2 separate regions of the Mus musculus genome follow, and region 1 is linked to region 2. Evidence: chromatin loops called from intact Hi-C (ENCODE). Cell type or tissue: heart. All regions are shown on one strand. Links, peaks and the distances in the headings refer to the core of each region. The heading gives the core; the rest is flanking DNA. Region 1 has its middle 16 kb from the start of Gm41854. Region 2 has its middle 36 kb from the start of Slf2.

The links. A loop is a pair of places that touch in the nucleus more often than their neighbours do. Peaks named below come from ENCODE experiments on the same cell type or tissue, not always from the same donor. Only the 100,000 strongest peaks of a DNase experiment are listed, where the experiment ranks them.
Region 1: it touches region 2 in a loop (6-fold over the local background); 10 of 42 quality-filtered maps call a loop at or near these places.

The regions. Positions count from the first base shown.
Region 1 is chr19:44,648,055-44,664,537 of GRCm38, reverse strand. No RefSeq gene overlaps it. Among named protein-coding and RNA genes, the nearest start is that of Gm41854, 16 kb to the left of the region's middle. In heart, for the core only: a CTCF peak has its summit at 8,659; no DNase peak of the experiment used is centred there; H3K27me3 peaks cover 7,587 bases.
Region 2 is chr19:44,887,268-44,903,750 of GRCm38, reverse strand. No RefSeq gene overlaps it. Among named protein-coding and RNA genes, the nearest start is that of Slf2, 36 kb to the left of the region's middle. In heart, for the core only: CTCF peaks have their summits at 7,119 (motif pointing left) and 8,280 (motif pointing right); a DNase peak (open chromatin) is centred at 8,280; H3K4me3 peaks cover 535 bases; H3K27ac peaks cover 1,856 bases; H3K27me3 peaks cover 4,143 bases.

The DNA of each region.
Region 1 (16,483 bases), core at 4,544-12,543, 240 kb after region 2:
CTTCTAACCTCACATATCAGGGTGTGCTGGCTAGTTTTATATCATCTTGACACAAACTGGGGTCACTGGAAAGAAGAGAGCCTTAATTGAGAAAATGTCTCAATAAATTTGGGTCATAGGTAAGCCTGTGGAGCATTTCCTTCATTAGTGATTAATATTTCAGGGCCCCTCCCATTGTGGGTGGTGCTATCCCTGGGCTGGTGGTCCTGGGTTCTGTAAGACAGCAGCCTGAGCAAGCCAAGAACTGTAAGCAGTAAGCAGCGTCCCTCCATGGCCTCCGTACCATCTCCTGCCTCCAGGTTCAGGCCTTGTTTGTGTTCCCATCCTGGGTTCCTTCAGTGATGGGCTGCAATTGGAAACATAAACTAAATAAACCCTATCCTCACCAACTTGCTCTTGGTCATGGTGTTTCGTTGCAGCGATTGAAACTCTAACTAAGACACGGGCTTAGCAAGAGTTGAGTTGCGGGTATCAGCCTGTGTTGGGATTGATCTGCCTCATTGTCTCAGTCCCACAGATTCAGATGTATCCAGATGTCACACTTGCCCCCTACTAGGTATCAAAGCGAGGGCCTTGCTAGGTAAATAAGTGACATTTTGAGTGTTCATGTGTTCCAACTTGTACCAGAGTGCTTACAAGCTTCACACCGGTAATTCTGCCATGGCTATCTATACACTAGATTTATGTGTGTCTTCTGCAAGGGCTCACAATTGACTGGCAAAGCCCTTTCCAGGAAAGAGAGGACCAGACTAAGGCCACCATTTCTGTGGCTTGTCATCATTATGACAACGTGTGACTCAGCGTGCGAATCACCTTCCTGTCAGGCTTGGCATCCTGTGCCTGGAGGTAAGTGGGTAGGATTCTTTCATGACATGGCACGATTCTCCTGCTAAGACCTTAAGGCCATTGGAAGCAAGAAAAGACCACCATACTCTCTAGAGCTATGGAAGGTCACCTGTTATAAGGCTGAGGACCAGGAGACCGACCTCTGAGAACCATACTCAATCCTGAGTCTTGCTCTCATGAGTAGTTAGCTATTCTCACTACCATACTAGTTAGTATGGAGGCTATTCCCATTTCCCAGGAGACATTGAATACAGGCAACTAGCAAGATCGTTCTTGATCTGGAGATGGGAAGGGTGAAAACCTAAAAGGGGGAAGCCAGAGAAGGTAGAGGTACCAAGTTTCACCCATCCCCTGTTCACGGTGGTGGAGAGCCCCTGGGCCACAGCTGGTCTGCTGCTTCTCCCCCAGTGCCAAGTCCCAGTTATCCTGTTCTCGTAGGTTTAGCCTCCCTTCTCTGTCCCCTCCCTACTTTCTCCCTTGCTCTCCCTCTCTCCAACGGGCACATGTCAGAGAACATTATGTGCACCGCGGATTTGCATAATTCAAGAAGCATCAAATTAAATTTGCATAATTCCTTTGATTACACTTGTTATTAAATGTAAGTGACATTGATTTACAAAATGGCCCAATATAAGGTTAATAGCAAATGTCACCTTCCAACAGGGTGAGTGTGTGTGTGTGTGTGTGAGAGAGAGAGAGAGAGAGAGAGAGAGAGAGAGAGAGAGAGAGAGAGAGAGAGCGCATTATGTGTGGCAGGGGCAAAGGATTGCTGAAGGATGGACGGAACTCTTAGCATTTCATTTCTGCCAGGCTCAGTTCCTCTCCTGTCTGCCCATCCTCTGAGCTGCCGCAGGCCCTAGCTTTTCCTCCCCAGGCTCTGAGTCCTGACTTAGAACATCAGTTCATTTTACAGCTCACTGTTTCTCTCCATCTCCTTCAGTGTTGGGTCCTGTAGAGCTAGACTGTTAGTAGATGTGACTGAAGAGAGTCTCTGAGCTGTAGGGTTACTGGTGAGGTGGTTGGGGATCAGAAGCTATGAAGCATGGGACTATTTTGGAATTGTCCCAAAAGATATTAATGCCACAGGGACAGTCATGAGATGAAGACAGTCACTCAGCTCCCAGAGGACTCAGGACATAGAGCAAAGGTTGGGTGGCAGTGTGAATCTGAAGCTTCAGGGGACGGACAGTGGGGACATCTGAGGGTAGTGTGGATGAGGACACCCAAGTTCAAGGCTGTGAGGACTCAGGAGCACAGCAGGAATGCCAGTGGAACACTGGAGATGGGTTCAGAGTTCTATACCCTGGCATCTGTGGCACCAGAGTCTACCTTGAGTATATAGAAGAGGAGCATGGGAGTTTCTTCCTTCAGCAGCCCTTCAGGAAGGTGCATGGCCAAACCTCAGTACCCAGAGAAGGATGAGGACACAGACACCTGGGGACTCTAAGGGACACTCTAAGGGACAGGGGCAACAACAACAACACATGCACACACACACAAAACAGGGACCCTGGCAAGGGTCCTTTGAGGTAAGCTAAAGACTGACCTCTAAACATATCTGAGAGCCAAATTCAACCGCCATTGTCTTGAATGGAGACAGTGTGGGGTGCTCAGGACTGGGGGACTCAAAAGTCCACAGGGACAGGTGTTTAAATTCAGTCACAGTGCCCACATGAGGACACACATACAAGGACCTAAATGTGCATGAACCTGGTAGACACCACAAATAAATACCTAAGACTGCAGGACAGACACAGGTCATATTACCACCCCCACCATATGCATTCACACATCTACAGATGCATACTTGCATATGCCCCAGCCTGACATATGTGAGGATGTGCATGTGGGTGTGGACATGTATAGCCACATCTGAACCTGGAGGCACTTAAAGGGCCGCATCGACTTGGATACCCAAATTATCAATGTGGTTCAAAATGTAGCTTCCTGGTCATCATCAAAGCACAGAGGTGGAAATGAGACACACACACACACACACACACACACACACACACACACACACACAGAGAGAGAGAGAGAGAGAGAGAGAGAGAGAGAGAGAGAGAGAGAGAGAGAGACATACACAGACATACACATACACAGAGAGACATTTACACACTTCTAAATATTTGACAGTGACAAGACATACAGGCATGCTCTACCTCAAGAGGGGTCTTCCCTCATGAACCCCAAGATTCATAGACTCCCAGAGCCTGGGGGACTTGGTGAGGAGTGGCTGAAGGGAGATAATTCTACCCACAGCCATCACCTTTGTGAAAGCAACCGAAGGCTCCCAAGAAGGGGCCCCTGTAACGTCCCTGAAGAGTCTCCCCTGGAGCATCCCTCATCCCAGTCCTCTTGGTGACAGAGCCCCTCCCTCATCTGCAATCTGCTGCAGTGTATGTGTGTGTGCAGGGGCGGGGGCAGGGCTCACCATCCATCCTCTCTCTGGGTGAGGATATCGACAAGGCGGTAACTAATCATTAAACCCACTGGCCCTTTTAAACAAGGGAGTAGAATTATGGTCAGAACTGTTGTGGGCCAGGGACCCTGGCAAGGGTCCTTTGAGGTAGACTAAGGGCTGACCTCTAAGCATACCTGAGAGCCAAGCTCAACCATCATTGTCTCAAGTGGACACAGCATGAGCACTCAGACTGGGGGGACTCACACATCCACAGGGACAGGTATGTGAATGCAGGCACAGCGTTTACATGAGACCATACACACAAGGACCATAGACACAAGTGCAAATACCTTGTAGACACTACAGATAAATGGCTAAGACTGCAGGAAAGACATAGGTCATACCTGCATTTATTTCCACTGCCCAGACTCACCCATCTTCAATACTAAGGGCCTAAATGCTATGTTCAAGGATCATAAGAAATTGGATCTCTCTCTCTCTCTCTCTCTCTCTCTCTCTCTCTCTCTCTCTCTCTCTCTCTCTCTCTCTGTCTGTCTCTCTGTCTCTCTCTCCTCTCTCTTCTCCCTCTCTGTTCCCCCTCTTCCCATCTATCTATCTATCTATCTATCTATCTATCTGTCTGTCTGTCTGTCTGTCTGTCTGTCTATCTATGTATCTATGTATCTATCTATGTATCTATCTAATCTATCTAATCTATCTATCTATCTATCTATCTATCTATCTATCTATCTATCTATCTATCTATCTATCTAATCTCTGTGTCTGTCTGTCTGTCTATCTATCTATCTATCTATCTATCTATCTATCTATCTATCTATCTATCTATCTATCTATCTATCTAATCTCTGTGTCTGTCTGTCTGTCTATCTATCTATCTATCTATCTATCTATCTATCTATCTATCTATCTAATTAATTTACTTATTGAGCTAAAGACTTATTGTATACCTTACAATCATCCTGCCTCAGCCTCCTGAATGATGAGATCACAGGAGTGTGCCGCCATGCCTAGCTTTGGGTTCGAATCTTGCTTCAGCCAGCCATTTCTTAATGCATTACCTTAGTGAACCATTCAGAACTATTTTCTTTATGCAGAGATAAAAACAGCACCTATCCATGGAGCTGTTGATGAATAAGGGGTGATAAATAAGGGGTGCCTGGCTTATATTGGGTGTCATTATTTCCTGTTATAAGTATTTCCCAAATACCATACATGTGCTAGGCTGGCCCAGGTTGGGGGAGGGGTGGGATGAGTGCAATACAGAGATAAACAAGGCAGATATGGTAAGAAGTTCATGAGGACTTCAAGGCAGAGGTGTCAGCCACAGGTCTCATCTATCCCTACTGGGTGCTGTAAGAATTTCTCCCCCTTTTTTGGGCAAAACCCAAATCCCTACTCATGTGCACACACAAGCCCCACCCTCTGCCATTGTGTATTCTGTTTTTGGCTTTTCCTATGTTTCATAGACCAGCCAGGTCCATCCAGGGTGAAGAATGCAGGGGTGCATGCACACAGTAGGTGCACAGGCTCTCCCTTCTTTGTTCTTTGCCCTAGCGGACTCACCTCACATCATCTTGCCCTATCCAGGTGGGGGTACTGCTTGGAAGTAGCCTCCTAGTTAGCAAATCCACAGGCTCCCCTCAATATTTCTTCTCTGCGACCTCTGTGACCTCTGCTGTTTGGCAGCGGGCCCCACCCCTCCTCCTTGAGGCAGTCTCCTTTCTCAGTTTCCATGACATTGCGCCTTCCCATTCATCCCCCAACCTCCCAACTCTCAGGCGCCTGCCTTTCCAGCCTCTTACTGCTTCCCTCTGCTTTCCCCCACCTCTAAACAGAGCTGCGCCTCCCACCCGGATCCTCAAGCCCTTCCCACCCTCCCTGCTTCCTTCTCACCAACTATCAATCACATGCGACCTGTAATCTCCGTGGAACTAAACACCCAGCGGAGACTTCTAACTCACACTCTATCTTCTAGGTGACAGGGTTGGATTTCCACCTGCCTCTTCTGATTGGCACAGCAAACTCACCTCTTTGGAAAACTGAACGTGCTAGTTTCTTTGGCCAGCCTTACTTGAGACCGTCTGACCTGACTATATGCCAGGAGCTTATACTTAGAGAAGCACCCAGCTGTGCCCTTAGACAACTTAGAGTCCAGTAGACTTTCCTCCTCACCCTCAGGTTTCCTCTCACCCCTGCCCTGCTTTCTAATCTGTCCATCTGTCCACACAGCCCTGGGATCATCCAGACACCCCTTTCCCGCTGCCTTCCCACCCTATCATTTATCAGCTCCAATAAAATCACCATTGTCCCAGAAACTCTGGCTCTAATCATGGCCTCTCACTTCTTGACTCTTGAGTGGTCTCTGCAACATCTATTTCCCTCGGCTGTAGTTGGTCCCACTCACCCCTACTAATCAGTCTATTCAACATACAGCTTCTGTCATAAATTGAAGTATACCCCACACACACCACCCTCCCCGCCTTAGCCCAATTTGTTGAAGTCCTAACTCTTGGCACTTTGAGAGTGTTTTGCAGATGTAACTACAGCATAAGTTCAAGTTGAGTCTTACTGTGTGGAATGGCCTTTAGTCCAATAGAGGTCATCGCAGAATGAAGCAAGAGTCTGGTGAAAACACAGATCCAGAGGAAAGATAGCCTTGGGAAGAAGGGTCTGAGATGGGAGAGATGCTGCCACAAGCTGAAGATGCCCTGCCCTTCCAAAAGCTAGAAGATACAGGGAAGGATTCCCACTATGGGCTTCAAGGGAATATGATTCTACAGATACATTCATCTCCATTCCCACCTAGTACTAAGGACTGAAGTCAGGATGTCAACCAGGTTAGGTAAGCCCTCTTCAGCTGAGCTGCACTACAAGCCTTTGAACTCGAAGCCTCTAGAATAAATTCTCTAAATGAGAGGATAAATTCTGTTGTTTCAAGCCACACAGTTTGTGGTACTTTATTACAGTCCAACTTTGAAATACTCAGTGGTTCCCAACGTGAATTACTCTAAATCACTTATGATAATAGCTATTGCTTCAAAGCATTATTTTCCTATGTTATTTCATTCAAATTTCAGCACAGTCTTAAGTAGCTATTTCAATCTCGTCCTGTTTTACTAACCAGGAAACTGAGATACAGTCTAAATAAGTCCTTTGGACCACAGCCCTTGGGCTGAGATCCCAAGCCTGTACTTTCAATCTCTGGCAATTTCATCTCCAGTCCAAACTGGTCACAATTTCTTCTTTTGTCTCTACTTCCAACCCATTTCCTGCTTGTGCTCTCAGCTTTGGCCAAACTCTTTGATCTGTTTGCTGTTTTTCTAAGGATCAGGTCAAGTGCCACCTCAGTAACTGATCACAGGATGAGAAGAGGACCGACCCCCCGCCCCGTAATTCCCTTCTTGCCACATATAACCCTGCGGTGACCGATCTCTGACAGTCCCACACAGCTTGCAGTGTGTGGCATATACCTGGTCTATTTGATACACTGACTGGATGATCCTCCCAGGAAGTCAGCATCACCTTTATCAAACATACAGGCTTTGAGGATCCAGGCTCTTGGGCTAACTGGGCTGAGAACCAAATCTCAGTTAATACATTTGTAAAAGGTGTGTGTGTGTGTGTGTGTGTTAAGAACTCTTTAAAATTAATTAATTGATTTATTTTATGTGCATGAATGTTTTTTCCACATGTATGCCTGTGTAACATTTGTATGCCCGGTGCTCTCAGAGACCAGGAGTGGGTATAGCACCCCCCTGGTACTGCAGTTATAGGTGGTTGTGGGCTGTCACGTAGGTGTTGAGAATCAAACCCATGTCCTCTGGAAGAGTAGTCAGTGCTCTTAACTGCTGAGCCATATCTCTGGCCCTAAAGCTAACAATTCTCACTACATACACTTGTGAGGATTTTCTGGCACTTTGCTGGCAGAGGCCCCTGGAATAGGGGCTCATCTTTTGGAAATAAAAACATGGTCTCAAAGAGAGTCTTCTAATCCTACCCGACCCTGGCAGGCTCTCCTGGTTCTGATATACCAACTGACCTATTGGGGACCAATCTAGGGCCATCTCTGGGCTTCTTCAAGAAGGAACTGAGTGTTGAGCTTTCCCCAGTGACAGCTGGTGAATCTCAGAGACGTGGCATTCATTGGTTAGGAGCCTGCTCTGTATATCCCCGAGGCTCAGGAAGTCTGCTCTTGCTTTCTTGGACTATTTGAACCTAGTTCTGATCACCTGCAGATTCTCCTCCCCTTTCGGTAGATTCCATTCTGTGTTTAAACTAATTCAAAGTGTTTTCCCATTGCTCATAGCCAATTGAGAACTGACTGATGCCCCAAGCAAAGGGTCTAACACAGAGTAGGGCCAAGATACCTCTTAAATATTGAAGAATCTTGAGTGATCTCTTATCCTACAGAGGTTCTCTTTGGGCCTGTCGCAGAGAGGAACAGAAGCCTGGCTGTATTTTCCTTAGGGAAGATAAGGGATGACCTGGCTGGGCCTTGCGCTCCAATCTCTTGCCCTTGACTCCACTGTGAAATTGTAAAATTCTTATTCATACTTCATACTCCCTCCCCCCCCGCAAAAAAAAATAGTGTACGAGCAAAAATGAGGCTGAGCTAAAACCTAGAGACAGGGAGGGTCTTAGGAAACCGAGACAATGGCTTACTAGGGACACATGGAGATGGTAGGTCTTAAAAATGTCTTGTATATAATAAACTTGGGTAGGGGCTCGTTACAAATGATCCAAAACTTGGGATTACTTGGCAGATCTTTCCCTGGTGGGTAGCAGATGTTGGGGGTCGTGCAGAAGTCTCTGTCACCCCAGCTACCCCTCTAAGTTGTGCTCCAAGCATTGCTGGTGCGGACTGGCAACCAAGCCCCACACATCTGTTGGAAAATTCATGGTGGACGCAGCATGGTAGTGGTCTTTCTGCTAAAGTATTAGAAATAATTGTCTATAGAAAACAACAAAATTGGTAGGCTGGCCGGCTCTAGGGGATCTTTGAGCCTGTTTGAAGACTATCTAGAGAAAGTAGACTGTCACCTAACTGGGTGCATACTAGGGAGGATGCATATGGTTGCCTCTGCCTGGCTCTGTGTCCTCATGCCATTATGGGAATTTTGGTGAGCTGAGCCCTTATTCTGCAACTTGTTCAGAAGCTCAGTGTGCTCAGCTTCCGGGGTACAGCTACCCAGGCTCAGAGATCAAGCGAGAGAGTGCTGCCTGCTGCACAGAGCCCCAGGACTAAGAGGGCGGGGTGGCTCCGTCTGCTTCCCATATGGGGACATTGTCTGTCCCTGCCTGAGGGGCCACCTCCCTCCTGCTTCACATTGTCCCTTTGCTGTCTCCTGCTGGTCCAAGCCCCAGCCTGCTTCTTCCCTTTTCATTAGCCTCCTAGTGGTAGCCCCAGGCAGGACACGGGAGTCTGTTAGCGTTTCTCCAGACCTGAAGCCCCATAGCCAGCTCACCCTGGGCTCTTCTCAGTCCAGGGTCTCACCATTGGCACACTCTGTGTGTGTGTGTGTGTGTGTGTGTGTGTGTGTGTGTGTGTGTGTGTTCACGGGACGCCGTGCCAGGAAGGCCTCCGGGTACTCTGATGTCTCTGCTGGACCTGGTTCAGACCCCTCACACCTTTTGTGAAAGCCTCACATTTTCTGTCTCTAAGCTTGATGGGACGGGAGGCTGGGGCTCCGCAGAGTCCTTCAGGACTGGCGGCTGCCACTTAGTGGGAAGCCTAGGCATGAAAGGCCACTCCTAGCACAGGACATTCTCTTTTTAGGGAGATCCCAAGAGTTTGCCTTTAAAGATAATTCTACAAAGCCCCCTGAGATATTCAGAGGAGAATCAATTAATAAGGCACTGCATCCAGGGACACCAACCCAGCAGCCTGGCTTAGTTTTTGCCACATCCCCAGCTTGAAGCCTCACTGCATCAGCTGGACTCTTTACCTTGTCAAGTCAAAGGGCATTGGCTACTATTCTTTTCTTACTTCCATCCCCCACCCGTCTGGTTTTGCATTTGCTGTGTGTTCTAGGCTGGCTCTGGGCTCCCTTTAGCCTCATAATCAGAGTGATTCTCCTTCCTTACCCGCCAAGACCACAGACATGCCCCACTCGCCATATCTGGTTTCCCTTTCTCTAGAGATTCCTCCTCCACCCAACATTTAAGGCCTGGGCCAACACTCCTCTCGTGCAGAGGCTTCCCTCAGTCCCTGCTGTTCCCGGAGTCTTTCCAGGGCTCCTGGCTGACCCCATCTCCATTTCTGATTCTGTGGTTGGGCTGGGATCTGAACACGTGCCCTTCAAACAAGCTCCTAGGTGAAGCTGCTACTGCTGCTCAGAGGTGTGAGGGGCACCTGCTTAGAACATTCCCTAGGGCTCAGGATTCTTAAAGGGCCAGCCTTGGTGTGCAGGAGGCATGGTGAGCCTGCACACATGTGCCATAAACATGCATATACACAGACACACATATACACATATACGCATATACACAGACACACATATACACATAATAAAAGGGGAAATAAAGGGTCTGGAGAGATGGCTTCGCAGTTAAGAACAGGTGTTCTTGCAGAGGACCCGGGACTCGGTGGCACCCATGTGGTGCCTCACAATGCCTATAATTCCAGTTCCTCAAGATTTGACTTCTCTAAGCGTAGTGGGGGCATGCCTTTAATCACAGCACTCATGAGGAAGGTAGATCTGTCTGCTCCAAGCCAGCTGGAGCTATATTATTAGACCCTGTCTTAAAACAATAGCAGCAGCAGCAGCAGCAGCAGCAGCAACAGCAGCAGCAGCAACAACAACAAACAAACAAAAAGAGATTTGACTTCATCTTCTGACCTCCTCAGGCACACATATTGTACATGCAGGCAAAACGCCCCAGTGAATAAAGGTATATATAAACAAAAATTAAAAATAAATCAGACTGGGTGGTTTGTCTCTCAGGCTCCTTGTGTTTGCTGTGGGGTCTCACCATGTTTTCAGCAACTTATACATATTCAACTAATTTACTCTTCATAAGAATCCTATGAGGGAGAAAGTATTATTATTATTACTATTATTATTATCATTATTGTTCCCATTTAATATATAGGAAAACTGAGGTTAAATAACCGGCTCAAAATCACATAGCAGGAATAGCGGGAAGTGGGGGTGTAGCTCATGGGAGAACATTGCTTAACATGCCTGAGACCCTGGGTTCTATCCTGGCACTGACAAGGTGTGCATAAAGCAATAACAGCAATCAGGCATTGTGTACTTACTGCAGGCCAAGCAGGCTTAACCAAGACCATCTGCTTGCCACAGGCCCACAGTTCACACCCCGTGTGTCTTAGTTAAGGTTTTCACGGCAGTGATAAAATACCATGACCAAAAAGCAATGGTTTGTTTCATCTTACAACTCTGGGTTGCACTCCATCACCAAGGGAAGTCATGGCAGAAGTCATGGCAGGATCAAACTCAGGCAGGAACTGAGAGGCAGGAACAGAAGCAGAAGTCAGAAAGGAGTGTTGCTTGCTGCCTTGCTCCCATGCCTCTCCCCAGATCTCTTATTCAATTCAGACCCACTTGTTCAGGGTGGCCTGAACAAGTCCACAGTGGACTGGGTCCATCCACATTAATCATTTATCAAGAAAATGCCAACAGACTTTCCTATGGCCCAATCTTTTGTTTTGTTTTGTTTTGTTTTGTTTTGTTTTGTTTTGTTTTGTTTTGTTTTGTTTTGTTTTGTTTTTTAAGACATTGCTTCTTTGTATAACAGCCCTGGCTATCCTGAAACTCACACTGTAGACCAGCCTGGCCTCCAACTCACAGAAATTTGCCTGCCTCTGCCTCTGCCTCTGCCTCTCTCTGCCTCTCTGCCTCTCTGCCTCTCTGCCTCTCTGCCTCTCTGCCTCTCTGCCTCTGCCTCTCTGCCTCTCTGCCTCTCTGCCTCTGCCTCTGCCTCCAGAGTGCTGGGGTTAAAGGCATACGCCACATGTTCAACCTGTATAGGCCAATCTTATAGAGGCATTTTCTCAAATGAGGGTCCTCTCCTAGATGCCTCTAGTTTAAGTTGACACAAACAAACAAACAAACCCAACCAGAACACCATGCTATTCTTGTTTTCCTGTTGGCAATGCTGAGCAAAGTTAGCACAGGCTTCTGGAGTCATACCTAGAGTAGGTTGGTTTCAGCAAACACAGAACCACTCAAAACCCCCAAGCCTCACTGAATGGATGTGTATGTTCAGTGTGGGGATAGAAGACTTTTTCATGTATTTATCTATCTGCCTGTCTCTGCCCATTCATCTCTCCATCCATCCATCCATCCATCCATCCGTCCATCCATCCATCCATCCATCCATCCATGGGCTCTCAACCCCAAGTTCCTGGAATGGGTTCCCTTGATCCGAGTGACTGTAAAGATCAGTCCATCCAGGTAGGCAGGGAGGGGAGGTCCCACCCCAAAGAGAAGAAGCTTCCCCTTCTTCATTCTTACCTCGTCAGGCTCTGATGGTCATATTCTCAGAAGACAACTTAGCATCTGCTCCCCTCTGACTTTCGGCCCTCACATAGTGGGTCAGAATCTATGTTGGAATCCAGGTTAGTTTATATCATCAAAGGTGATCCCTTTGTGTATCTCCTCTGCTCTTACTTTCGTCTGTGGAGTGTGTTTGTGTGTGTGTGTGTGTGTGTGTGTGTGTGTGTGTGTGTGTGTGCACGGGCACACTCAATCTAGATGTAGACAGGAGAGAAAGTCAAAGGTGTCTGTTGATGCTTCAACGAAGCCAAGACTAGTGGGCCAAGGAATAAAAAAGAACGGAATGGTGTGACTAATAAGTTTCTTTTAGGAATGGGGGCAGAATTACCTGGATCTGCTGGGGTAAGTATTACTTTCTATCTTGAAGAAAAATGTGTGATGTTGATACTGTCTCAGAACAAATAGGCCTGTGACTGATGGGTAGTTTACCGTTTATATAGCTGTTTTCATGTACTTTTGACAGCTCAATCAGGATCCCAACAGTTATAAAAAATGATTTTATTCTAGGAAGTTGCAGGAGGGGAGTGTGTGCCCTTGCCCCTGCCCTGGGCCCACCGGGCACCGCATCTCAGCTTATAGGAAAGACACAGATGTTGACCAGCATGGGGAGTTGAAAAATGCCTGTAGGGACAGGCTGACCCTCTCTGGTAGGGCATGGGGGTGTGTGCTTTTAGGAACTATTTGGCAAGACTAAAGAGGGATACCTGGGAAAGAGGGATATCTCTGGAAATGGGGTGGGGGTGGGGGTCACTGGCATGAATACCAGAAGATAAAGCCATCAAGGATCCAGGAGAGCTGGAATCAGACAAGTATTAGCCTTGAGACCATATGGAGGTTCCCAGCCTGAATGTGGCTCCCCTGTCCTGGGTCCAGCTTGTAACCAAGCCACTCTCTTGGCTGACCCACTACTCTGAGGACAAGAAACAGCTCTGTGGCCCTCTGGGCCCTCAAGTGGTGGCACACAAAATGACAGTGACCAGAGAGAGAAGCTGAAAGGCACCAGACCCGGCTTTTTTACCGCTGGACACACGCTGAGAGGCAGCTTGGGGTGGGGCTCACCTGCTTTGAGGGGATTTTAGTCTGGCAAAGCCCAGATCCCTGTGAAAGGTCAGTCAGAGGCTGACGAGGTGATGACCCTGAGAGACAGGATTTTTCTCAGCTGGGCTTGCAGGCTCTGCTCACACTGGTGTAGGTGACAGGCCCGAGAGGACAGAGCTGGCACTGACCTGTCATCAGAGGTGTCTCCAAACTGACTTACGACGACTGTGCGAGGATTAGGAACATCTCCTAGGAAGTAGCCTCTCAAGGTGTAATGAATCCACCCCATGGGCTCAGGGCAAGGCTATTCATGTATGTATATGGGTGCGTGCATGCATGCCCCGTTCTCTCTCTCTCTCTCTCTCTCTCTCTCTCTCTCTCTCTCTCTCTCTCCCCCCCCCCCCGCTCCCTCTCCCTCTCCCTCTCCCTCTCCCTCTCTCTCTCTCTACCTCCCTCTGTGTGTGTGTGTGTGTGTGTGTGTGTGTGTGTATGTATGTGTGTGTAACTGTGTGGTTGTGTGTCCATTTTCCAGTATGTCCCCCCTAAGCAGGATTGGAGACAGACTACTTGGGTCCAAATCCCTTCCCTTTCACTTCCTAGCCTTGTGGCTTTAGACAAACCTCTTGACCTCTTTGTGCTTCTGTTTCACTTTCAAATCAATACACATTAGGCCAATCTCCAGTGCTGTTGGCAAGATTTAAAGAAATGCCACTGTGTCTGTTTACCACCGTGCTCAGCACTCTGCAGTCCCACACCTGATGGCCATTTGTCCTCTTCCCCTTCCCATCATTCCCAGTGCATCAGCACCGACTACATGCTAGGGAGAACTAAGCATACATTTATTTTAAAAATGCATAGCAAGTAGATCTGAGGACACAGGACAGGCTGACAATCGCGACGTCACCTAACCACCTAACGTGTCCGAAGCGCTTGCTTACTCCAGGCCAGAGTAATTAAACACTCAGTATGGGAAGCTCACTCGTGGCCATCTTTGTCCCTGCGAAGCTTGCAGTTTCAGGGGAGCTTTGTGAGGACTGAGAGGTGACCCGGTGCTGAGGAACACTTGATGCTCATGCATGGGACTGGATGGAGCTTGGGAACCAAGTCCCCCAGCAAGGGGCTCACAACCATGGGGAGCTGATACCCTCTTCTGGCCTCTTCGGCCACCTCCCTCTCTCCCTCTCCCGTCCTCCCCCCTCTCCTCTCCCTCCCCCTCCCCCTCCTCCTCTCCTTCTCCCCTTCCCTTCTCCCCCTTTCCTGTTAGTCTTCAAATGACTCCTATCTAAAGGGGGAGGAAATTGGAACTAGGCTTTAAAGCCAACTGTGGTTCAAACAGGCATAACATAATATATGCCCTTGGTTAAGTTCTACCTAAAAGTACTGTGGGCCTAATAAACCCCCAACCCTGAGTGCCTATCAGTCCCTGGAGCCCCTCTGTTAATTGCGTGGGACTCAGTTTCCAAGCTCCCCCGCAGAGGGAGACTTACGGGACGTTGGGAAGTGTGGATGAGTATATATTCTGTTGGATTATGCAGGGTGGCTGTGCATGTGTGTGGGGGTGCGGGGGTGGGGCTTCGGACAACTCAGGTTAGCACAGATAGAGGTGCTGGAGGCCGCAAGGCTGGCTTCCGGGATGGGTGTCAATGGGCCTGGGCCGCAGCTTTGCCCCAAGGCTGCTCTGCTTGGTGCGGGGAGAGAGAACTGAAGCTGCTCACTTCCCCTTAAACGCCACAGATTAAAGGCCCGCAGTGGGCACGGGCGGGAGGGCGCGTGTCGCTCATGTTACAAATCAATTCATTACCGGCACTCCCGGTCGCCTCCGATCTTCAAGGATCGGGGGTTTGATGAAGAGGATTCATTTCAAGAAATAAACCTTTTAAATTAACCACGAGATGAGGGAGATTTCTTTATTTAAAAAATGCTCAGGCCCCGCCGGCTTTGTTTTCTCTCTCTCTTATTAGTGATGTTATTAATAAGCCCACCCTCCCTCTCAGGGGGGATAGTCCACCCTTGCCTGGGTGGCAGAGCACTGTTAGGGGAGCACCCGCACCCTGGCACAGGCCACCAGGTCTGTCTGCACCACCAGGACTATAGTGTCCAATCACAAGGCTCCCTCCAGGTGCCCCGTTTTGACTCGGGCATGTGGCTGGGCACCTATGAAATGACCTTGGATAAGTCGTTAGCCTTCTCTTCTCTCCGCCGCAAATGAAGACAGTATAATTATTTTCTACAGCTGTCCTTGACTGAGGAGTTCAACCTTTGCATGCTGTCAATGAATGAGCTGAAGGGTCCAAAGAGGCCAGAGAGAGAAATGGCCGAGAGGGCAAAGACACTGGCTGCCAAGCCTGACATAGTTCAACCTCGAGCACCCACATCATGGCAGGAAAAAAAAAACTGAAAGTTGTCCCCTTGACCTGTCCAACAGTCCTGTGGCATGCCACATACATATATGTACATAATACACACATATATACATACATGCAATAAAAAATTTAAAACAAATCGGGCCATGGTGGCACATGCCTTTAATTCTAGCACTCAGGAGGCAGAGGAAGGCAGATTTCTGAGTTCAAGGCCAGATTGGTCTACAGAGTGAGTTCCAGGACAGCCAGGGCTACACAGAGAAACCCTGTCTAAAATAATAATAATAATAATAATAATAATAATAATAATAATAACCTTAAAACAAAATTAAAAATTTTTTTAAAGTAAAAAGACCCCTTCCCACTCCACACCAAAAGGAAAAATGTTTCCCTAACTCTAGAATCCTCTTAGCAGATGCAGTTTTGTCTGCCCAGCCCCCTGCTCTGATCTCAACCTGGACACAGCATCTGAACTTGTGATCACAAGGCAGGCAAGGGGCATGGCTCGTCGGCAGAGCTTTGGCCTAGCATTCCCAAGGTCCTGGGGTCAAGCCCATTACAAGGAAATAAATTACAAAGCACCCTAACCTGTGTTGTCTTGCTAGGTGCGCGCTACTACCTTGGCAGTGCATATATTATTCCTGTTTCATGTGTGGATGGCGAGTCATACCCCAGAACTTCTGCAGGAAACTCACGGGTTTGCCAGTGGGTCATCTGTGGAGGGTGCAGAAGCAGGTGTGTCCAGGGAATGGGCAAGGAGCAAAAGAAGCAAAAATGAATGTGTGGTACCCTGGAGCAGGAAACAATAGAAAGCAGAGATGGAGGGAGCCAGATCCAAAAGTGATAAAGAAAATAGGATCCAGAGTAACAATATGGAGAGGTGTGGACAGCTGTCTCTGTCCATCTGCAGCCACCTGGAGGAGTTGGACCCAAGGAACTTCTATTTCATTTTACTAGTGTCCCGCTTCGGTCTGTCTCAAAGATGCTAGCTGATGAGACCATGTGGCTAGTCCTGCAGGGCCCAGGAAGACGTAAGGATGGGAAGGGACCTGCATAGGCAGGCACTGGCTCCCTTGGGAGGATGTGACCTGCCAGCGAACGACAGAGAAAGCACATGTCCCAGGACTCTGTTCTGCCCTGGTGAGACCTGGCCGCTTAAGCTTAAGCTAAGACTGAGCCTGTAGCTGAATCTTGATATGAGGGAAAAAAAATGCTGGTACTCTGCAAGGACAGGTGACAACATCTTGCCTTCCATAAGAATGCCTGTATCATAGCCAAAATATTCCAGAAAT
Region 2 (16,483 bases), core at 4,042-12,041:
ATTCTCTTAGTAACTTGATGGCTTAGTTTAGGCCTCAGGTTGCTGTTCCATGAACTGCCTTGAAATTTAATCACCCAAATTTATTTCCTAGTGTGTTTTTCACAGTCTCCTCCTCTAAGCCCATTAGTCACCATCCTGAGACCTGACAGAGCAGTTATTGAAGGCCCCTGTAGTTCTTCACACTAGATTTAGGGGTGTTGGGCACTCTGCAGGCCGGCTCAAACTTGAGTCATGGTTGGGTGGTCTTCCCCTCAATCGACTGTGAATCTTTTCCGGGTCATCCTAGAGGCCCACAGGGAGAATACCTATCTCCTATCCTTCCTTCAACAGAGAGGTGGCAACTACTTCTAGGACCAGTGTTCCCAGGCTGGGAATTATGTTGTCTTCTGTTCCTGGTTATATCTCTTACATTGCCATCTTCAGTGTCCCTTTTAATAAAATGGAGAGAATATACACTTAAAAAAAAAAGTCTTACTTCTATTTTGAGACAAGGTCTCCTATATCCAAGGCTGTCCTCAAATTCCCTACGTAGCCAAGAAAGACCTTGAACTTCTGGTCTTCCTGCTGGGAAGTGCTGGGAATCCCAAGTGCTAGGATTCAGGCCACCCCACCATATATGGTTTATGTAGTCCTGGGGATCAAACTCAGGCTATATGAATATTATGTAAGCTCTCTACCAACTGAGCTACATCCCTAGCCCAAGAAAATATACTTTTTTCTTAAAAAGTGGGGTACAGAGACCAGCAAGATAACCCAGCAGGCAAAGATACTCACAAGCCTAGAGAACCAAGTTTGATACCTGGGACCCACAAAAAGGTGGAAGAAGAGAACCATCCCTTCAGAATTGTCTTGTGACCTCCATATATGCATGCCAACACACACTCCACACCAATCATAAATAAAAATTTTAATAAAGGGGTGCAAAACTAAACCAAACAAAAAGGGTGGTAGCATAGAGCCTAGCATGGCAGAACAGGATACCACAAATGTTAGCTCTCTGCTCTTTCACTTGGACAAGACCTTTCTCCTGGGATCTTGGACATCTTATTCATCTGTTTGGAAACATCTCTATAAACATTCATTTCAAGAATAGCTCCATAAATCAAGCGTTTGGCTGTCTCCTTCCAAGTGAGGTCTCTCCAGAGTAGAAGCTGGGAAGCAGCACGGTTGCAGGCACTAAGCAACAGATGGAAATACACAGCCAGCTGACAGGGACTCTGTAGAAGAGTCCTGACTGTGTGGCCTCCCCAGTCTGTCCCCTCCCTCACCCTGGTCTGGACACTCCTGCTCTGTGCCTGGCTGGCCTCCAGTAGGGCGTGACTCCATAGGGCTTGCTCCTCTCCCGCAGCTATGCTGGACCAGTTAAAGTTTATTCTGTAGAAACCTCCACCAAGAAGTCAAAAGATGAGTTTCCTGCTCTTAATAGATAATTTTTATTGGTTTTGCAATAAACGTATGAAATAGAAACAATAGCAATAAACCATCCCAACAAGAAATCGAAAGGCTCAGGCCTCCAAAGCCCTTCCTGCCTCTTCTTAATGAGTCTCTAATTTATAGAGCGGCCAGTGGGCCTACTTTTCTTTCCCGAAGCTTTGCAAAGTCTTCCATCTTGGAGGCCGGGGTGCTCTGGGTCTGGGTAGACTCATTTCCATAGGATTGCTGTAATGAAAGCTGAGACCTAGCAGAGCCAGAAGAGAGGATGTGGCACTGTCCCAGGCTGGATCTAGTCCTGTTTCTTCTGACATAGAGGGCCTCTCCTCTTTGGCTTCATGTTTGTCCCCAGAGAGTAGAATGGGAGAACAATTAAGTTAGGGTAGGAACTCGTATGGAAATAGCCAAGGGCCACAATTTAATTTAAATAAAAATGACATCTATTTAGTTTTTAATGTGTACGTGTGTACACTCACTCATGTACACACACACACACACACACACACACACACACACACACACACACATATATACATCTCTCTCTCTCTCTGTGTGTCTTGAGGAGGTACACAGTGCAGGTGTAGAAGTCAGAGAATAGCTTGTGGGAGTTGGACCTCTTCTACTGTGTGGGTCCTGGGGAGCAAACTCAGGTCATCGGGCTTGGCAGCGGGAGCGGTTACCCAGTGTGCCATCTCTTCAGGCACCACAGTTTAACTTCCAGAGAGCAGAGTGATGGGGGTAGGCATAAAAGACACCCAGAGGCTTAGCCAGGGGTTTTCACCTTTGAAGCCTGTACCTTTTGGAATGTGTAGAATATTTTCAGTTCAAGGTGTGAGTCTCTTCTCTCAAATCAGCATGCTGAACAGCACCAAGAAGAGGAAATATATTGATGTCTTTGTAGCTACTAATGAGACCTCCTCCGGGCATTTTTGGGGGGCGGGTGTGTGTGTGGGGGGTAGCTCAAGCAAGCTGGGAACCCTGGGTCTCTGCCCCACGGGGAGTTTACTTACTGGGTCACTGGCAGTGTCCAATGAGTGATAGCTAAAGTCAGGACTGTTTGCCCTGGGGCCTGAAGCTCAGGGAACAGGTTGCTTGTGTTCCTGATCATGCCTCAGAGGAGGTACAGGCCTCCTCAGGGCTCATGAAGAGAGGAGGGGAGGGGGAAAGGGAGGGAGAAGGAGAGGGAGGGAGGGAGGGAGGGAGCTAAGTGGGGTTTCCAATCCCACCCTTCAGGGACTGGATAGCTCAGGGTCTGGGTGGGTGGGAAAGACCCTGGCAGTCCGTGATGATGAGAGGGCACAGATGGTCTTAACTGGAAATAGTAATGCTTTCATTAATCATGGCTAGATTGATACTCCAAATTCCTTCCTGCTTGTCATCCTCTTCCGGTCCCTTCTTGCACTCTGGGCTCCTTCTGCCATGCTTTTGGGAGGTTGGAGTTGGGGGTGAACCTTTTCCGGGAATCTGTAGCTGCACCCCAGCTCACCCCCCTCACCCCACTTCCCCCCTCCTCAGTGGGCTCGAAGGAAAGACCGCTGACTTTGCAACCCACAGGCCCAGAATGTCCCCATCTATGGCACGCTGTTATGCTTCGAGGACACAGGACTATGAACTCGAAATTGTCTCGCCTTTGTCTCCTCCTGGCAGGTCTTTAGAGCTCGGGGAAACAGTGGAGCGGTACAAATCGCAGTGGCGTGGTAAAGCCCCCCTTACTCCTGATGGGCCTGCCTGACTCATATCCGTTTCCCTGGCAAAAAATAAGTTTTTGTTATTGCTGGCTTGGCAGAAGCACGGAAGAGTGCGCGAGGATCTACTGCCCCATGCATCACTGGCCAAATTGCCTGAGAAATCCCAGCTCCAGAACTTTTCATCGTTGGCTGTGATGTACTGAGCAGAACGGCAGCTCCATTTCCCCAGCGTGGCTCAGCGACGCTGGCACTTAGCAGATCCGCTCTGCTTGCAACTCCCAGCAAATATGGCCTTTCCTCTCCCTTCCCCTCCCCGTGGCCCTTTTTGCCCCTCACCCTTTATCTTTCCCATCCCCCTGTCTGCTCATCAACCCCCTCCCTGCTTCTACCCAACAGAGCCATAGCTGGAGAATCAGGAGGAGGCCCACAATGTCATTTCCCCATCACTCTGCAGACGATTCCACACTAATGTTCTTTTAATGCTGTGATGCTGCACTAATTAATAAGCATCCTGCACAGAGGCCTCGCTCAACTCTCCTCCCCTCTCCTCCTCTCCCCTCCCCGCCCTTCCCCAGCAGCCAAGGAGAAGGCCTCCTGCCTGACATCCTGGCAGGCTGGCAGCAGAGAAAGGATTTCACTCCTCTACCTGAGCTGCCTGATATTGCTATGAGAGATAACTGTATACGAACCAATAATCTAGCCTGACAATCCAATTTACTGACCAATAGCGCACAATCCACCATGTCATCGGCCGTGGGGAGGCCCATAAATTAGTTCCTAGTAATTTATTCTGATCAATAGAATGGGCAAAGTCACTTGTCTCTTTAATCAAAGGCCTCAGAGATGTCAGTGCGGGCTGCTGTGTGGGAGGGAGCCAGGGGGCCGTGGGTTCTTGGCACCACACCCCTCACCCCTAGCTCCCAGAGCCCGGCAGAAAGCCTCTAAATAGGGATGGTATGGGAGCTATCTGTGGTCCGGGCTGCCTATCTCAAGCAGAAACATGCTCTTCAAAGAAGCCAAGGGCAGGGGTGACCCAGATTGTGGTAAACAAGAGTTGTGCTGACTCAAAGGACATCATATCTCTTTGGAATGTTTAGAATCTTCCTCCCTATCACAGGAAGCCCCCAGTCCTTGTACTGGCTGTAAAGAGAAGATTCCCAGGCCGTGGGAATGTGCCTTTCCAAAGCCTGCTATGTAGATATTTTCCCACCAGGCCTTTGGAGGCTTAGCAGGACAGAAAACGAACTCTGAACTTCAGTCTTTCTCTGGGGCACTTTGCATCGAGAGAGGAAATCCACAGAACACAAGTTATCTGCCTTATCTGGCCCTAAGAGAGGTCGAGGTTCACACTCCAGCCCCAGGATGTCACACATTCTTGAGAGGGCTATTACCTGAGACATTCTTACTTGCCTGTTAGAGCAACAGCTTTCAGCGCCCACCCCCCCTCTTGGATAGCTCATGCTGTCATCAGCCAGGAGCCTCAAGCCCCCTCCCCCCCATTCTTTCATGTGAGGTCTAAAAATTTCACAAAGGCATGGGGGAGGGGGAGCACTCTTGTGAAATCTGATCAGTAGGGAGGCTGAGACAGGAGGATTGAGATTAAATATTAATTTATAAAGTAATTCTATATCATTTGATTAAGTTACTAAAGCCTCGTACTCTTCTGAAGTAGATACTGTTATTAGTCCCACTGAGTCAGAGTGTAAACAGCTTGCCCCAGGCCTCACAGCTAGGATCTGGTTGAGCAGGAACTGAAAGCCAAACCCTCTGGCTCTTATCCATCAGGCTAACGTGGAGGCAGAGGGAATTTCCCTCACCCCATCTCTGCAGGGTCAATATTTTAGTCTAGGAAGCAAACTGACAATAAACACCCACGGAAGAGATGCAAATGTATTCCAGGCACAAGAACAAGAGGCAAAGAGAATCTAAGGTTAAAAGAGGGGGCCAGATTGGGTTGGGGAGACTGATGGTTTCAAATATGCAGAACCCACAGGAAAAAAGCCACCCATAGCACCGATGCAACCCCAGCACCCCAGGTATGTGTATGGGGAAGAAACAGGAAGATTGCGGAGGTGTGCTTGTGTGAGCGATTGCCTGCGAGGATGACCATGCACCATGTTCCTGCCTGCGGAGAGCAGCTGAAGACTCTGAAGCAGGTGAAGACATCCAACCCAGAGGCATCAGAGCCCCTGAAATTGAACTACATTTGTGGGTGCTGCAAATTGAACCCTGCAAAAGTAGAAAGCACTCTCCTCTCCTGAGGTAGCTCTCCAGGCCCTCACTGGGGCTTTCTGGCCCCCAGCCCAGCAGTTAGTCTCAGTGAGAGAGAGAGATCCTGTCTCAGGGAGTAAGTTAGAGAGTGATAGAATAGGAGGCCTGTCATTGTCCTCTGTCCCCAGCCCCCTTCACAGGCCCACACACACTGAGTTCCAGGGGACAGAATGGTTTGATGCACACATACTAGTTATTTCTGCCATGGGGCCAGGGTTGGCCTGGGACTTCCTAGGTAGTTTAAGGCATACCTTGAACTCCTGACACTCCTGCCTCTGCCTCCTATATGATAGTATTACAGACATGTGCCACCATGCCCAGCTTACATTTACATAAAATATAATTAGCAAATGAATCCGTAATATGCTTAGAAGAATACTGACACAGAGTAAAGGTTATTTGAAGTGTTTTTGGTATAAACACATTCACAGCGATCAAGGGACAACATTACTGGGACTCTCTGAAGATACAGCAAGTCCTTGAGATGCTCTGCCTCCCCTTCACTCCTTGTCCTCCAAATAGATAAAGAATGGTCAGCCTCTGCTATCTCCCTGGAGTAGAAGAGAAAGTTCAAATGCTTCTCCCAACGTGTATTCCCTCTTCCAGGCCCTGGGGGAGCGCCAGTGCATTGGCCTTGGGGAAAGAGACCAATCTTGCTCTAGAGAGAACAAGCTTGTCCTCCTTGGTGGGAGGGAAGGTCAGCCTGGGGGCTGTGGTGGCTGCAGCGACTTGGCGAAGGACACCATACTCTTTGACATAAGCGGGATGTAGAAGATAGCAGAGTTTTGTAAAGAACCAGGAGTCAAAGGCTGGTTACCTTGGGTCCCCCTTCTAGCTCTGCCACTGACTATGGGACCTTGGCCAAGTCACTTCAGGTCTGACCTTGGTTCTGTATTTGAGGCAGAAAAGAATGGGGGACAAAGACCTTACAAGTCTCCCACCTGACATTGTGGAGTTCTGTGTGAGGCTGTGCAGATCTTTTAGGTTTTCCCTGAGCCTCCTCTATCCTGCCCCACTCCCCGCACCGTAACATCAGCAATACAGGGAAAGCCAGGATGTGTCAGACTATTATAGTCACCAAGTGCAACAGATATCATTTCTGAAACTGGAGTATGGGGAAAACCAATTGCCTTAGGACAGAGGTCCTCTTCTCTTCTCTTCTCTTCTCTTCTCTTCTCTTCTCTTCTCTTCTCTTCTCTTCTCTTCTCTCTCGCTCTCTCGCTTTCTCTTTTTGAGACAGGGTTTGTGTTTCTCTGTGTAGCTCTGGGTATCCTGAACTTGCTCTGTAGACCAGGATGCCTCTGCCTCTGCCTCCTGAGAACTGGGATTAAAGGCGTGCTTCACTACGGCTTGGCTCAGCTGAGGGTTTCTATCTCTGTTATCTTAATTTCGACTTGGATGACTTTGGTTCTGTCAAGGTCAAAGCTGGGGCTTCTGACCTTAGGGAACGTCTGCAGGCCTTCCTGCTAATCCCACTAGTTTTCAAGGATACGCATGCTTCAGGTTCACCGAGGCACAGTGTGGAAACAGCAAAATTCCACGTGAAATTCTAAGCTCCCGTGACTGTCCTTGGATCCTGTTCTGGCCTCCCATCCCCTTTTAACTGAGCTGAGCTGGAGGGCTGGGGTACACAGTCCTTGGTGTGATGGGGCCAGGTTGGAGGCCGGAGGCTAGCCTAGGGTGGCTTCATGGCAGGTGGACACAGTTTCTGGTGAGGAGGAATCTGGCACCCTCTGCTGACCCCGCGGCAGGAGACAGCTGGTCAACCAGGCTAGAGCTGCAGCCATTGGGAAGGGGGAAGGCTGGGGTCTACTACTAAGTGGCAGCTTACTAGTCAAAAGAGCAGTTCCCCTCTCGGAATAGATCATTTTTATTGGTTTTGCAATAAGCTTATGAGACAGGAACAATTGCAATAAACAAACTGAACAAGAAATCGAAAAGATGGCCCCCGAAAGCTGTTACTGAGCCCTTCACACCTTCTCTTAATGAGTCTGTAATTTATAACAAACTCATCACCCCAGCACCTCCAGGGTTCTGCGGCTGGGAACTCATGGCCTTTGCCCGTGTGTGGTTTGTTACTTTTTAGGTGCCCGGGACTTGGTTTAAGAGGTGGTAGGTGTGTCTGGGGAATAGGAGGAGGCACGGGTTCTGGAGTCCCTGGTCAGACCTTGCTCCAGTCATGGCTACCTCTGTCCCTACTTTAGATCTCCGCTGAATGGAGGAGGCTGGCTCCAGGGAACCTACTGACTCCAGCTTTCTGCCTCAGCTCTCTCACCAGCCTTAGGCTGGCGATGGAAGCCAGCTTCCCTTTAGACTTCCAGACTAGTGCTTTGAATGGAAGGCTGTGATAACTGGCAGCTTCCATTGTTCCTAGGGATGAAGCACTGGCAAGGAGCTGAATCTTCTTGTTTCTCAAGGGTAGAGGCTCTGTCAGGACGAAGACATGCCTTCCTGTCTCACTCTGCAACAGGTTAGGGTTGAAAGCAGAGTAAATACTCCCCTGCAGTGTGGACATGGATGGAGAAGCCAGGGCTGGGTCTCTTCTTTCTGGCAAGATTACCTAGGGAAAGCCACATCTACCCGCTCAGCTTCAGCTCCTGGCGCAGTGTCAGGTGGAGGCTACAGAAGGTCACAGTTCTGTCTCTGCCATAGATTGAAGTTCCCTTAAGCACCCACTTTCTCTGGCCCTTTTTGCTATCAAGTGAAGCCTTTCCGCATGGTAGCCTCCAGACCTGTCACCTGAATCTCCAGGAGGTACTTGCCAGCCTCCTGTGTATTTTCTGGCAGCTAAGCATGGGGGAAAGCTTCCAGGGATGGGACCTGTAGTCCTGACCAAGCTCTCCTCTGTACCGGACCAAGTACCTCATTGAGATGCCTGCAATCCTTACGGGTGGCCACAAGATGTCAGTGCCAGGCCATACAAATGGCTCTTGTCCTGCAAAGGCTGGAAGGAAGCAGGGAGATTGGCGCCGACCTCAGCTTCAACTTCTCCCTCTCCAAACTCTTGACTTTGTATCTCTTACATGCTCCTGACTTTTTTGAGCCAGATGGGGAGTGGGGGTGGCTGGGAGGATTGGGGGGGTGGAGGTGAGTTTCTGAGACTCCTTGGCATCTTGCTCTGGGAAAGGTAGGGAGCTTGAGGAAAAGTATTCTTTACCCCACTGTGTGTGTGCGTATCTCTGTGTGTACATTCACACATGCATGTGTGTCTTCAGGCCATCCTAAAAGGTTAAGGAGAATACCAATAATAATTACATATACATATATACATATACATATACATATACATATACATATACATATACATATACATATACATATACATATATATACATACATGTACATATAGCCCATTTAAAAACTAGAACACTTTTTACACTTTTTCATTATATAGAATTGATAACTTTTTGAGAAAATAAACATGCATTTAAACATTTTTTTTTTGCAGCACATTCATGTACTGAACACTAATACCGCACATTAATAGGTACAACGTTTATGTTTTAGTCTACCACTTAAATTAAAAAAAAAAAAAAGAAACCAAACAAAACTCAAAATGCCAGCTTTGGGGTTACCTGTATTTGTGGCTGATGTTTTGAGTATTTGTGTCTGCATAGACAAATTCAGATCTGGAAGGCCTTAGAACTGTTCTTGCTCTAGTTGGCACTGTTGACTTATGCCCATGATCCTATAATCCCTTCACTCAAGAGGCTGAGGCAGGAGGATCACCTGAAGTTTGAGTTCAGCCTGGACTACATAGGGAGCTCCAGGCTAGCCTGGAGTTACATGAGACTTTTTAAAATGGTAGAGAGAGGCCGAGAGGAGTGGGCGAAGAAACGACTCAGTCAAACCTCTATTGGTGGGGAAATAGGTCTGCAACGGAGCTGTCCGGTGGAGTTGGCTCCCCTGCCTTCACCTCAGCATATGAGCGTCTGTCCAGATGCCTTGGTCTTCCCAGTTTTCTTCTTAGGAAGGTCTCCAATTTCCCATCAACCAGCAGCTTTCTGAACAACATCAGAAGGAAACACAAAGAAGGCAGAGATAGAAGAAAGAGAAGGAAGACAAGGCCGTACTGTGTGGGTATTTGCCATCTTGGTGTCTCTCCCTTATCAGAAGTGGATGCCTCTGAGGGAGTGTGTCTCCCTGCAGCAGATCTGCCTGTGTTTGAGTGAGTCTGAGACCCCGTGTGAGTGTCCCCCTCAGAGCCAAGGACTCCTTAAGAAGGTTTCTGTGCTTTGGGCTGGCACTGTGGGAGCCAAGGTGTATCCAGGGCTGGTGTGCATGCCTGAACGTGATGGAGTAACCGTGAGGGGAGGCTGCCCCCTCTCCAGCTTCTTTGCCCCCACCAGACTGTCCTCTCACAACCCCAAGGGTTTTGATGTCCCTGCCCCAGTGGCAATGAAATCCTTTATCGGTTGAGGCACCAGCCCCCGTGTTGGGATCTCAAGGTTCCTGTCGGTTCCATCCATCTTCCGGGGCCTCCCGGTATTAGCATTGATCTACAGGGGAAATGGAGAGTGCGGCTGGGTTATTACGCACCCGCCCGCCTTCCCTGGGCTGTGATTGAGTGCACACAGAGAATTTTTGAAACATGGCCACCCTAACTTATTCTGTCTTCCTGCCAATAGCGTGGCGTGGGTCCAAATTACGGGTCGATACCAGCTGATCTTTTTATGTTAAACTGTGATGACGTTGCTTCTGTGTGGAGATGGGATTAGGCCCTGGGCCCTCATTTAATGGAGAACTTTTGGGGTGGGAGAGGGGGGAAATCCCAGAGTGGGCAAGGGGAGTGGTCAGCGAGGCATAATGTTGGGCGGGGTGGCCGAGGGCACACAGTTAAGCGGTCTGCGCAGGCTTGGCTCTGGGCCTGGACTGCTCGCATGCTTGAGGAGCATCGGAGCCAGCAGCCCCAAGGCCCCTAGGCTCCCTGCTCCTGCTTAGTTTCTTCCCTCGTGGTCCTCTCCATGCCAGGGACCCTCAGCTCCCCCGTCAGACCTTGCAGGCCAGTCAGCCAGTCTGCCCCTACAGAGGCCCCTCCTTGCTCCCCTCCAAGGATAGAATTCCATTTCCCTCCAGCCCTTTCCACTCTTCTTCCCCACCCCCACATCTACACACCTGCACCATCAAACGGGTTTGTCTTTAACCTCCAAACAGGGAACTTTAATTAAAGAGACAGTGACCCCTTTTATGAGTTTGGCCGAGTTGGGTTTCAGGGCCCTTGTCACTAGCGGCTCACATAACGCTAACAAAAGCTTGCAGGCCCCAAGAGGAACTGTCTCCCTTATGGACACTGTGGTGGGGGCACAGGGTAGTTATGGGGGGGCATGGGAAGAGGGAGCCATCTTAGGGTCAGGAGCCCCAGTGACTGAATCTGTGAGATTGGAGTTGAAGGAGAACGGGCTAGGATCCCCAAAGGGGAACATGGACTGTGTAATTCCTTTGGAGCTTGATCGCACAAAAGGACACCATGTGGATCCTAGCACTATGCTGGGAGCTCCTTGTGTCATGGATCAACTTCCAGCAGGGCCTCCTGTCGGTGTCCAGGGCTCTTAGATCATGTACTTGTGTTGTCTTACTCTCTCGTGCTACAAAACTGGAAATAATTTCCCAGGAGAATAGGCTGGCTAGAATTCACTCTGAAGAATAGCCATTTTTTTCTTACATATTTAAGGAAAAGTGACTTTATGATAAGACGTGATTGCTAATAACTATAATAACACACCACTCAGCACACAGCAGAGAATGTGAATTCTGCTCTGTGTCTGGAGGTTCCAATGCTGATAGCACGCACACACACACACACACACACACACACACACACACACACACACACCACTAGATAGGGAGTTGTTCAATTCTGAGCCTACATGTGCCTGTGGTTCACTATCTCACCCCCATGTCCCCTAAAGACCCCCGAGTGCAGGCCACTGCTCTTGGGCTGCTGTTATGAGTTCAGGCCCTTATCTTATGTTTAATCGCCTCTCGACTGTTGATTTTTAACCAAGGGCTTTCCCAGGTCCTGTAAGGGATGTTTGTTCACCCTTTGATCTGCTTCTTTGATATCCTTTGTGAAGTCTTTAACCTGGAGCGGGTGCCCAGCCCGCCACACTTATTCATTCAACAAACTTGGGCTGTTAAAAGGAACCAGCGCATAATTGATGATTTCCGTAAGGGAGGGTTTTCCCAAAGTAGGGTACACTCCCATTAACCAGAGGCTGATAAATTTCTAGTTATCTGCCTAGAGAATTAGTCACCTAAATGGCTTGATCCAGGGCTAAGCCCAGAGTAGATTTGTGGGGGAGAGACTCCCCACTCCTCACATTTTTTTGCACCATGGTTCCCTGGCTGATCTTGTGACACATGGTCTGGCCAGACAAAGACACTTAGGGGATATATGGGGACAACATTGAGGAATCAACTGATGTAGATACAAAAGTGTGTGTGTGTGTGTGTGTGTGTAGACGACACACAAACTAATACTAACAACATCCTTATGTTCGTTCCTATCAGAGGTTTGCCCCCGTGCACACTCAACATAACCTACCCACGTGAGCGGCGTGTCCATGCGTGCGGCAGGGAGCGCACACACCCACAGAGAGAGGTCACAGCCTCTTCCCAGCTCTCTGAAGGAGGGATCTGGAGGCCAGAAGGGTCGGGCCATAATTGGGTTTGGCATTTCCTACCTCCGCTGCCCGGGAAGCTCTCTCTGTTTCATCCACAGCCTGATCAACCCCTGTCATGTGCCTTTCCACATGGACGCCCCCGACCCCCCAACTCAACATGCTCTTGGAAACTTCGTTAGTACCATTAATCTGCTGACCCAGGCAATTCACCGTCTCTTCCTGCTACTCAGCTTCACCCCTCCCCGGACAACTCCTGACCAGGCAGAAATCCTCTCTCATTCAATCCACCCCTCTGCTGCTTAGCTTGTCCTACTGTCACATCGCCACTCCTGTCCTGTAAGCCTTTCCCAAATGTGGCATTTTGTCTGTCTAGTTCATGTTTGCCACCACTACCTAGAAGCAGAATGGGTCCCGTAAAGTTGCCCCTTAAAGCCAAGGGAGTGGGGTCAGACTCTGGCTGTTAGGAACCATACATGGGAAAACCTACCATGGATGGCATGTTTGCAATATTAATGTTGTGGTTGGGCTAGACACCTTTACACAGCTTATTCAGGACCTAAGAGGAAGACTCAAATTCCTCCACATCTTTTAAAATTGCTACTACTGACATTGTTTTTGAGGCAGGGTTTTATGTAGCCCAGGCTACTCTCAAACGCACTGTGTAGCTGAGGACCTTGACTTTCTAATCCTCCTCCCTCCAGCTGCTGAGTCCAAGGATCTCAGGAATATGCCACCACATCTGGGTCTACCACATCTGGGTCTATTCCCTGCTGCCAATGGAACCTGGGCTTCCCGCATGCTAGGCAGCCAGCCACTCCACTGATTGAGCCACACCCCAAGCCCTTGTCTGTTTTTGTTTTATATACATTTATTTATTTTGTGTGTTTGCCTCTGTGTGTGCCACTGTGCACATGTGGAGGTCAGAGGACAACTTGCAGGAGCCAGTCTTCTTCTAGCCCATGACAGGCTCTGGGGATCAAAATCAGGTTGTCAAGCTTAGTGGTTAGTGCCTTTACCCGATGAGCCATCTCCCTAGCCCCTGGATTGGTTTGGTTTGGTTTGGTTTGAGACTGGCTATTACTATATAGCCCCAGTTGTCCTGGAAATCACTATATATTCCAGGCCAGCCTCGAGCTCACTATCCTCTCAGTATCCGGTGTGCTAAGATGACTGGTGTGTGCCACTGTGTCTGCCTCTCGTGCCCCCATTTAATGGGGGAGGAAAATAGAGGCTGGGGTAGCTACTTGTTAAGGGATGGTGGAGAAAGATTGGAACCCAGCTCTGCCTGACTCAAGCCATTCTTTCTGTTTTATAGGAAGGAAAGGACCTCCCTGTTCTCAAACTAGGTTCTAGGAACCCCCCCCAAGAAAATTCTTATGTAAAAGGACCCTGGCCCAAGGGCTGTCTTATTTACTCTGTGCCAAGGCTAGGCCTTGAGGCTGAGGAGTGTGTGTGTGTCCCTCCTGTCCTTTTCCTGTCTGCCAAGAAAGGGTCCACGATGTCCAGCCCCTGCTGCGCCCTGGTGCCAAGATACAGAGCCTCCGCCGGGCCCAACCTTACAGGGGATGGATGGTTCTGTTGCTTCTCTGGCCTCTGCGGTTGATGTCCTGGGCCCATTGTCCAGGCAGGAACAAAGACTACGGATTTAAGCCCAGTGACCAGGCAGCTCTACGAAGCAGAAAAGACTGTCCCCCCTCGAAGCTGGGCCCAGCCGTGGGGGGGGGGGGGAGGTAGTTTTAGGAGGGGGACCTGAGAGAAAGAGGACAGGGAACCTTTCAAAGTAACTAATTAAAGGGCCTTTGCCTGCCCCCTCCCCCTGGGTGCCTAATCTCTTTGGGGCAGTAGCCAGACAATGTGCCCGCCACCCTGCCCCCTCACTAGAGTTTTAAAACAAGAGACAACTTGAAGTTAATGAGCGCCACCTGACGGGGGTCCCCTAATGAGAGGGGGCTGTGGGCAGCTCACACATTCTCTGGTTCCATGAATAGCTCCCCTAACCCCCTGAGTTTTATTCATCTAGGGCTAGGGGCAGGGGGCAGAAAGGAAGGGGCCCTGCTCTGTGTGGAACACGTGGATAGTGGTTTGGTCCCGGAAGGAAGGAGGCCCACCTCCCCTCCCCCATGGCCCATGCCCAACTTGGAGGCCGAGTCTTACCAGCCTTTGGCTGATTGCCTTAGGGCCAGCCAGCTCTGTCCCTAGGTCCTTGGTCACTGGCACGGACTGTTTGCTTTTCCAGACAGGACCCTGAGGCAGGGAGAGATGTTTAGGGGCTGCAGGGTAGGTGATAGGTAGAGCCAAGGATCGGGAGTCAAGAGACAACTGGAGGGAGATTGGGAAACCTTCCTTGAACGTTGGATAGTTTCTTGCCCATCCACCTTCCCATATCTGACCTTGTCTCTGAGTCTTTCATCTCTAACATCGCTTGGGCTTCTGCCTTTGATGGCTCTCTTTTCTGCTTCCCTAGAGCCGATCTTCTCTGTAACCAACTGTGGCTCCCCTGTCTCAGCACCTTCTGCTGCCAGCCGAGGTTGTGAGCGGGGAAGCCTCCTTGGTAGGTTCATGGGTCTCACTCTTGTCAGCGCCTAGACAAGGGTGTGCGGCAGACTAGGGCCAAGTTTGAGAACTCTTTGGGGGGACGTCTGGAGAAAAGGGTGACTAGCTCAATCTTTCTATTTTTTTTTTTTTTAACTTCCGAATGCATTTATTTAGACTTTTGGACATCTTAGCATTTCCCTCTGAAAAATGTTCAGAGACGTGCCCCGTCCACCCCACGACCGCCAGTCCAGCCTGCAGAGGGTGATTCCCCCTGCTTTGTAATTCTGAAATAAATAGAATTGGTAGCAATTGAGTGCTGAGTGATGTCAGGGTGGCCCCAGCAGCCTCCAGAGGGGCACAGTGGGGATAGTCTCACGGTGTCTTCTGATGGGCGGCCACTGTGCAGCGTGTGGCCATCCCAGGCTGCCCACAGTTTGTCCAGGAAGTTGTCAAGTGCTGGGGTGCCCTCCTTCAGGCCTTTGCTCTTGTGGGTCTCAGCTACCACTTGGCTGAGGCGGCTGCTGTTGTCAAAGGGGTCTCCGGGCAGGATCTGTCAGTGGTCAAACACGCACTGGTGGAGGCCTGGCCATCAGTGTTGGACCAATGCTCAGCAGTGAAGCCAAAGGACTCATTGACAGGCAGGTATGCCTTGATGATGAACTTGGGGGGACCGGCCACCTGGGACTCCTCAAATACATCGCTACACTTCCTGTTCAGGACACCAATCTTTCTCTTCTTAAACCAACGAACACTCCCTACACTGCCTGCTTATCTGGAACCTGGGGCAGCCTTTACTGGAACTTATGCCGGGACTCAGGATTCGAAGCTCTGAACTCAGATGGAGACTGTGTGAAATGGGGTACAGGGTTCCTAACTTTTACTCTCAGTCAGGGGCTCCTTGGAATTTCCCTCTTCTGTTAGCCAAGGAAGGCAGACGCTGAAGGGGGCAGCATTCTGAAGAACCCAGTGTAGCTTGAAGTGGAAGGGAGGGAGGGACAAGATGGCATGGGGGTCTACAGCCATGGAGCATCATGGACAGAGGTGACTAATTTCCCAGCTATTCATGGTGAAAATACCACATTTCATGCTTTGTTGCTGATTCATAGAAAAAAATCCTATTAAAACCCAGTAGATTATTTATACAGTTTAAACAAATGATGGTCAAACATTTTGCATGTTTTGAAAAGAACCTAGAGCTATAGTAGTCTGCTTGGACCTCGACCATTGTGTGGTAGACTTGTATGCTGGGTGTTCAGATGTTTTCAGTGGGTTGAAGTAAGGGAGAAAGGTTGGCATGGGGAGCGTGCATGGCTGTTCTGTCCAGCAGGGGGCGCCCTCTCCCAGTGTCAACACCCCCTACCTCTACCTCCGTGGATTGGCAATGATTTCATATATCCTTTTTGTTTGGTCATGCCTTCTTTTCAACTCCTGGACCTGATTCGAGTTCATCCACAAGGACTTTGGGTACACCTGACTGGGGCATTGTGGCTGGATTCGTACAACACCAGTACTCCCCGGTACTCACAAGGCTGTGTTGTGTACAAGCGTGTCTCTTGTGTCTCTGTGGAAGTTGTGAATGTGGCCGTGCGTGTGACCCGTGTCTGTTGACTGATGTTATTTCCCCTCATCTTAGTCAAGGTCACAGGTCTCTCTACCTTCCCATAAATCTGGCCTCTGGAACACACATTTGCATGTGTGCATACATGTACACAGGCTATGCCTATGGACAGGGATACTGTTTTTAGAGCAGGTGCAGAGGCTTATGGGGGGCAGGGTGGGCAGAGGTAGGTGGACAGAGAGCTACAGGTCTCCCTTTCTGACAGACATTAGGGACTCCAGTCTGGGGGAAGCATGAATCCTCAGCCCTACTTTAAAGAAGGCTCGCTCGCTCGCTCGCTCGGGAACATCTTGAGGAATGCATTCGAGGTGGAGGTG